Regions from separate parts of the Homo sapiens genome. Here region 2 is linked to region 1. Evidence: chromatin contacts called from ENCODE Hi-C or POLR2A ChIA-PET data. All regions are on one chromosome and are shown on one strand. The core of a region is the stretch at or near the end of the contact, and the rest is flanking DNA. Distances in the headings are between cores, read along the strand shown.

Region 1 (3,578 bases), core at 370-2,869:
CTGTGGAAAGCAGTTGTTGGTTCAGTGATAGAAAGAGAGATTCGCAGGTGGGGGCAGGGCAGGGGCCAGGCTGGGCTTCTGCAGGAGTCAGGTGCGGTGGATGTTGCAGCGCAGGTATAGCAGCCCTGGGGGTTTCTTCTCATTGGTCAGCAGGTGGCACCAAATAGCTAAAACTTATCTGGGGAGAGGCATGCCTTGCTTGGGTTTTACCTTGGGTTGGGTTGGATTAAATTTTACTTTCTGTACTTTCAGAATTTGGGATTAATAGCACTTTCACATTTTCTCCCTAGAGATAGAATCCTCCAAGTTTGAATTTTATAAAAGTCTCTGATATTGATAATAGTCATGAAAGTTAACTATATTCAAGATCAGATGATTGCATGACATTATTAATTTTCATTTTTTGGAAGGGTTTATGACTTTGAATGTTAAATGCCACTGTAAGATCATTCAATGGAATATACTTACTCGATTAGATTTCTGAAGTTTTTGTGTTTTTATGAAATCCCATAAATAAATTGCTAACGTAGGTGTGAAAATTAATACACCCGTGAATGTACTTAATTGAGATTGAGTATGTCTCTCTGATGAGAATCCAGGATTTTACTTCCATTCAGGATTTTTCTATTAGAGCAGAGATGGGTGACAGTTTGAGTCACAGATGTTGTGGCTCAGTGGTAAAGTGGATTCAGTGCTTCTTCCTCAGGAACATGTGGGGTGTGTTGGCTGTGTTCTTGGATAGCATGTGAGAAAACAGCCATGACAAAAGAGCAGGCAGTTGTGTGCTGGTACCACCCAAGAGCCTACTGTTTATTTAAGGTGCAGTTAATTTGTTTCAGCTTATTTACTATGGAAACTTGGTTGCATGTGGCATGTGTGGTTATGTGCTGGAACTTTTAAAAAGCTGCATTTCAAGCACGATAAATGTTTCTTTTCTACATATATGGGTTTGTTTATTTTTTGTGTGGTGGCATATGTGAGGGGGAAGAATCATCTCTTGAATGATCCTTCTGTGTTGCTGAGTGGTGTCTGGTTTGGTTAGCACGCAGGCTGTGGTGAGGAGGCCTGCTGACTCTGGCCTAGGTGCACATCTTGGTGCACACTGAACAAGGCTTTCACTAAGTGAGCATCCAGCTACAAAAACCTGACAATAAATTTTTGAGTTTTAAGATGTTGATAACAGCCGGGCATGGTGGCTCACGCCTGTAATCCCAGCACTTTGGGAGGCCAAGGTGGGCAGATCACAAGGTCTAGGAGTTCGAGACCAGCCTGGCCAATATAGTGAAACCCCGTCTCTACCAAAAATACAGAAATTAGCTGGGCATGGTGGCTCGCGCCTGTAGTCCCAGCTACTCGGGAGGCTGAGGCAGAAGAATTGCTTGAACCCAGGAGGCGGAGGCTGCAGTGAGCCGAGATGGTGCCACTGCACTCCAGCCTGGGTGACAGAGCGAAACTCCATCTCAAAAAAAAAAATGTTGATAATTTATTTTTTTTCTTGGGATAGCTTCATACCACTTTAAAAGGGGTGTTGTCTTTTCACTCCTTTCTTCCTACATTTGCAGATTAACAACTTACTTAGATAGCTTCATATGCCTGACTGAGCCTGTTTCCCCCCAGTGAAATTTAAAATATGCGGGAATTTAACCACATTTAACCACACCCATAGGCATCAGGCATAGCACTAGCTCAGTTTCTCAATGTCTCGGGTCTAGTCAGTCCTTCACCAGGCCCTGTCAGTTCTCCCTCCAAAGCACATCCACCTCTAAGCACATCCACCTCTTAACCATCCCCGCTTCTCCACCCAGAGCTGCACCGCCATCATTTCTGGAGTAGCCTCCCAAGTGGCCCCTGCTTCCATTATTGCCGCCTAGAATCTGTTTTCCACACAGCCCTGGGAAGAATATTTTACAAATACACTCAAGGGTGGTGTCGGTTATTAGCTTAAAATCCTGCAGTTGCTTCCCGCCACACTTGGGCTCGCCCACCTCCCTCCCTAACCTTGTCTCCGAGTCTCTCCCGCTGCCCACTAGACTCAGCCACATTGAACTTGCCGTTCCTCCTGCATGCTATGCTGCTTCCTTTGCCTGAAACACTATTATTCTTGATCTGTGCGTGACTCATTCCTCTTGACATTGAGTTCTCAGTTTCAGGACCCACTCGAGAGGCCTTCCCTGATCACCAGATCTAAAAATAGTCACATGACTCTGCTGTCATTTTTTTTTATTTAAACTATCTTGCCTTTTCTTGTGTGCTTTTTGTCCAGCTCCTACCACTAGGATATAAGCTTCCCTAGAGCCAGGTCCTTATTGCGTTCATTTTTATCCCTAGCATCTGGTCCAGCACAGAGTACGTAGTAAGTCTTCATTGTATTTTGGTTCAATGAGTGAATAATAGCTATATTGAAGGGAGAAGCTGTGTTTAAAGCTTATCAGTTCAGGATAAAGAATAGCAAGCGTGTATTGAGCATCTACCATGCACTGGTACTGTCCTTGGTTGCCATACACTTACATCTTAATTTTTTTTTTTTATTGGAGTTTTGCTCCTGTTGCCCAGGTTAGAGTGCAATGGTATGATGTCGGCTCAACCAAAACCTCCGGCTCCTCGGTTCAAGCAATTTTCCAGCCTTGGCCTCCCAAGTAGCTGGGATTATAGGCATGCGCCACCACGCCCAGCTAATTTTTTATTTTTAGTAGTGATGGGTTGGTCAGGCTGAACTGGAACTCCCGACCTCAGGTGATCCGCCCGCCTCAGCCTCCCAAAGTGCTGGGATTAGAGGCGTGAGTCACTGTGCCTGGCCTTACATCTTAATCTTAAGCATCAGTTTTCTAATATGTAAGTGAGATGTTTAGATAAAATGATCTGCTAGTTCTCTTATATAACATTTTATGAATTTCCAGGAGAAGCTTAAAGATTATAATTTATGGTGATACACAATGGGAATAAATGAGTTCATTCAGAAGCCCCACGTAGGTGTTGATCTACCTCCGATAACATTTCTTTTTTTTTCTTTTTGAGACGGAGTCTCGCTCTGTTGCCCAGGCAAGAGTGCAATGGCACGATATCGGCTCACTACAACCTCCGCCTCCCAGATTCGAGCAATTCTCCCTGCCTCAGCCACCCAAGTAGCTGGGATTACAGGCATGTGCCACCACGCCCAGCTAATTTTTGTATCTTTGGTAGAGACGGGTTTTCACCATGTTGGCCAGGCTGGCCTCGAACTCCTGACCTCAGGTGATCTGCCCACCTCGGCCTCCTAAAGTGCTGGAATTACAGGCGTGAGCCACTGCACCTGGCCCTCTGATAACATTTTTAAATTGCAGAGTTTAAACTTTAGAAAGAAGGAATAAACCCACCATTTTGGGGGTATCCATCATCTCATTCAGTCCTGTCAACAACCTCTGAAGTATCTTCCCTCTTTAATGGTTGGGGAAACTGAGGCTTAGAGATACTAAGTAACTTGGCTAAGGTCACACATCTATTATGAGACAGTGCTAAAACCTAAAACCAGCATTGCTCCAGAAGACCTATTCTTGGCAAGCACTGTTTTTATTTTCTGCTCACTCTTATCCCAGTTGGTT
Region 2 (3,422 bases), core at 807-3,306, 110 kb after region 1:
CAGGAGAAGGTGGACTCTATTGATGACAGGTACAGTTTTCTGAGGTTCTTAAGGGAGCCTTGCACCTTGGGGCTCTCAAACTTCTGAATCATTGGCCAGAAGCCCTTGGGAGTTTAGGTATAAATTTCCCAGTGGGCAGAATATGGGTGCCCAGCAGAAGTTCATCTACCCATACAGAAAATTAGTGAGCTGTGCATGACTGCCTGAGAATGTGGGTCTGGTGAGACATGTACAAGTGTCCACAAAAGGAAAGAAAGCCTGAGAAGCCAAGCTAATTCTTAACCGAGGACCTGTAAGAGCCGTAGTGCTGCATCGCGATCAGGTGTAAGCCATGCCCTTTGAGGATTAACACACGCTTGTGTCACCTGATAGGACCCCTGGCGCCAGGTATTCCCAGCCAAGCCCGTGTTCCCCTTCATCCATGAGAAAGAAGCCTGTCAGGAGAGTGGGAAGGGAGGGTGAAGCTTGCTTGTTCTGAGTACCTGGCAAAGCTACAAAGGAACATTACCTGGACTTTTTTAGAAAATTGGCTTGGATAGTGCTGTAATAGGATCTTTTTCATGATGGAGAGGTAAATAAGAGCAAAGGTTATTTTCCTCTTCTGCCAGGGCATCTCCAGGATTGGATACACTTTCTTCATTTCTTGTTTAAAATTATTTTTTTATTTACGTGTGTGTGTGTGTGTGCGTGTGTGTGTCTGTCTGTCTGTCTGAAAGATTTCCTCCCCGGCTGGAGGCCAGTGGACTCTGTTTGACCCTAACTCTTTGACTCACTCCTTACTCTTGCCTTGCCCCGGTTACTTAAGTTGGAGGTTGGGGCAGATCAGGGGTTGGATGCACTAGCACAGGCCAGTCTGGGCCAGCCACTGGATCAATCACTAGCCCCTGTTCCAGTTTGGGTTGAATTTAAGGGCTTGCTGTGAGACTGATGTAATCAAAAAACAAGCCCTTCCTTTCTGCCTCTCTTCTGGCCTTCAAGTGTGTTGGAAAGGAAAAATATTCCTTTGCTTACCACATCTGAGAGGGTTTCCTGGGACCCCTGGTCAGGTTGACTTAAAATAAGATGGGTGGAGAGGGGATTACTCTGTTTCCAATAAAGATTGAGCTCCTGTCTTTACCACTTCCAATCTTTTTTTCTGAGCTGATTCCCAGGCTGAACTATATGTTCTAGGGTGGTATTGTGGAATAGAGAATAACTTATGTTAATTATAATTTTGTATCTGTTGCTTTTAAAACAGCTGCAAAAAAGAAAAATAAATCCACCAAACCCTCCTTAAATGAGCATGAGAAACAGCAATTGGGCAAAGCATTCATAACCTAGGGAAAAAGAATTTCCTTTTTTTGTAATATTAACTCTGAGTATTTTGTAAATAAGATATCCTATGTACTTCCATGTTAGATGCACACAGCTGGTTTCCTGCAGGCGGGCTTGGCTGTTAGGGATGTGTGCATTCAGGCAGGCATGCAGCTGCCTTGCTGCTTCCTCGGTTTCTTTTTATGTCCCCAGTGCTGCAACTGCACAAAGCTGTTGGAAGCAGATGATGCTGTCTAGACTCCTGGATATGATAAAACGTTTCAGCAGCAGCAGCCCTCAGTTGTGGCTTAACCTTCATTTTGCCCTTGACCAAGAGCCTGGGCTACTGGTGTTCCAGAGCTTCCTTAGGATTCCTCAGTTTTAAAAATGAAACGTAAAGATAACCCTGTACTATCAATAAGCATAATAAAGATGGAAGGAGGGAGCTTTCCGATGACCTGCCATCAGGAGAACTACATTTTCTTATTTTTCTCCATTGATGTTAACTGAATTCTGATTTCACTTTAATATCCCCAGAGGCCCACAGAATTGAAACTGACCCTAGAGGGTACTTGTCAGTTATGAAAACACACACATCTGTGAGTTCCAGGTGCTGTAGGAGCACAAACTAAGTAAACATCTAAACCTTCAGATATAATCCCCGCTCCTCGAAACATCCTGACACTGTGGTGAAGCGATTCTCCTAGAATGTAAAGTCATTATAATGTGCTTACGTTCAGGAAGTTTCCTGAGTTGTTGAAAGAGTACCAGAACAAAGACACTGACTCTAACAGATGTGGGTGGGGCATGAGTGGCCTTCAAAGTGCCTGTGAGTGGGAAGAGACTGTCCTCAGCCTGCCCCAGGGGATGTGAACAGGGAGGGAGGGAGCTCCTGACCAAGAGGGAAATTCCAGCCACAGCACAGTTCATGGGGAGCAAGGAACAGTATCCAGCTTCATAAAGCAAGACCCTGTCTCACACCGGAAAACAGGCTCAGAAGTTACCCAGCTGTTTCACTCAGGCACCTGGGGTTCTTGACTATTCACAGAAACCAGAACACCCGCATCTGCTTCATGTGATGAGGGAGCTTTTTTGAGTCTTATTACAGGGAGAGAAAGTGAGAGATGGAAAAGCACTCTTTAAGACTGTGGAAACTACTCCCTAGTTTTAAAAGGTCCTTCTCAGGCCCTTCCCTGTAATTGAATCCGTGATCCAACATGGAGAGAATTTCCTGAGTTTCACTTCCCACGAATGATGTCCGTTGCACTAGTAAACCATTAAGCCACACTCACTTCTTTTAAGCGTCTTCTGAGTCAGCGGCAGTCCCAGATGCCTGTGTGGCTGTGTTTCACACCACACGAAGGCCGTTGTCACACCTGCGCATAGATCGGTGTCATTTGGACATGTGACTCTAAATCCTTGCCTCTTTCTTCCCATCTTGATGGTCCCACTATAGGAGAAAGGCTGCCTGGGCCGGTAACTGCCGGGCATGCATGAGAGTTGATTATATAAGAAATACATTCAGGATTCTGTATGGTCATATTTCTCCCTTAATGAATCTTTCCAGTGTTTGAAGTTACTTTCATTTCTGTTATTTCCGTGAGAGGCGAGGATGTGTGTCCTGTTGTTAATTTCCAGTATCTGGGATTCTTCCCTGCCACTGTAGGACTTCAATGAGATGCCATGCCAAAGGGAATGGAATCCTTTATCCCTTTGACTACTGGCAGGACTCCTGCATTTGTCACTAAACTCCAACTCATATTATCTCCTTTCTAAAGATTTGCGTTCTTGAACTCCCCTAGAAATAGAACTGGAATTTGAGGGAAGGGAATTTCCTTTTGACATTCCTAACCCATCCACATTCTTAGATGACTAATTCTTTTTAGCCCAAATTCACTAACAATCTTTTATTTTTTTAAATTTAATTTTGGTTTCTGATGATAGATGGCAATGGCATAAAATGTCTCTGGCCTTTATTATTTTTTGTTGTTGTAAAAGCAGTAAATGTCTGACATTTTCAAGGGGAAAACTACTGCCCTTAATCCCATCTGTAGCATATGCCATTTAAGTGTTTGCTTTCTAACCCATGCCTTGGAGTTTTATATCATTTAATATGTATAAACTATTTT

The links. A loop is a pair of places that touch in the nucleus more often than their neighbours do. ChIA-PET counts read pairs that join two places held with the same protein, here RNA polymerase II (POLR2A). Pooled maps may share reads with other maps.
Region 2: a map of endothelial cell of umbilical vein shows a loop between it and region 1 (6-fold over the local background). The contact joins two enhancer-like sites. A Hi-C loop is called at or near these places in 46 of 168 maps with a recorded cell type or tissue (B cell, CD4-positive, alpha-beta T cell, CD4-positive, alpha-beta memory T cell and 29 more), 37 of 37 single-sample maps with no recorded cell type and 30 of 50 pooled maps. POLR2A ChIA-PET finds 5 or more read pairs at or near these places in 6 of 52 experiments (GM12878, HepG2, Panc1 and 3 more).

Annotation. Positions count from the first base shown.
Region 1 is chr2:54,522,737-54,526,314 of GRCh38, forward strand. The region is part of intron 1 of SPTBN1 (spectrin beta, non-erythrocytic 1); the gene reads left to right. The region is part of intron 3 of SPTBN1-AS1 (SPTBN1 antisense RNA 1); the gene reads right to left. Among named protein-coding and RNA genes, the nearest start is that of SPTBN1-AS1, 34 kb to the right of the region's middle. RefSeq lists an enhancer at 1,984-2,153. Within about 2 kb of position 1,620, at least 7 of the 41 ENCODE cell types and tissues checked have a DNase peak (open chromatin) inside an H3K27ac peak, as active enhancers do; they include ascending aorta, endothelial cell of umbilical vein, heart right ventricle and 2 more, where a contact is called at or near this core.
Region 2 is chr2:54,632,740-54,636,161 of GRCh38, forward strand. SPTBN1 (spectrin beta, non-erythrocytic 1) reads left to right here. Exons shown (of 36, transcript NM_003128.3): 17 at 1-29. Among named protein-coding and RNA genes, the nearest start is that of SPTBN1-AS2, 46 kb to the right of the region's middle. RefSeq lists enhancers at 2,038-2,217, 2,458-2,517. Within about 2 kb of position 2,057, at least 24 of the 41 ENCODE cell types and tissues checked have a DNase peak (open chromatin) inside an H3K27ac peak, as active enhancers do; they include ascending aorta, endothelial cell of umbilical vein, heart right ventricle and 2 more, where a contact is called at or near this core.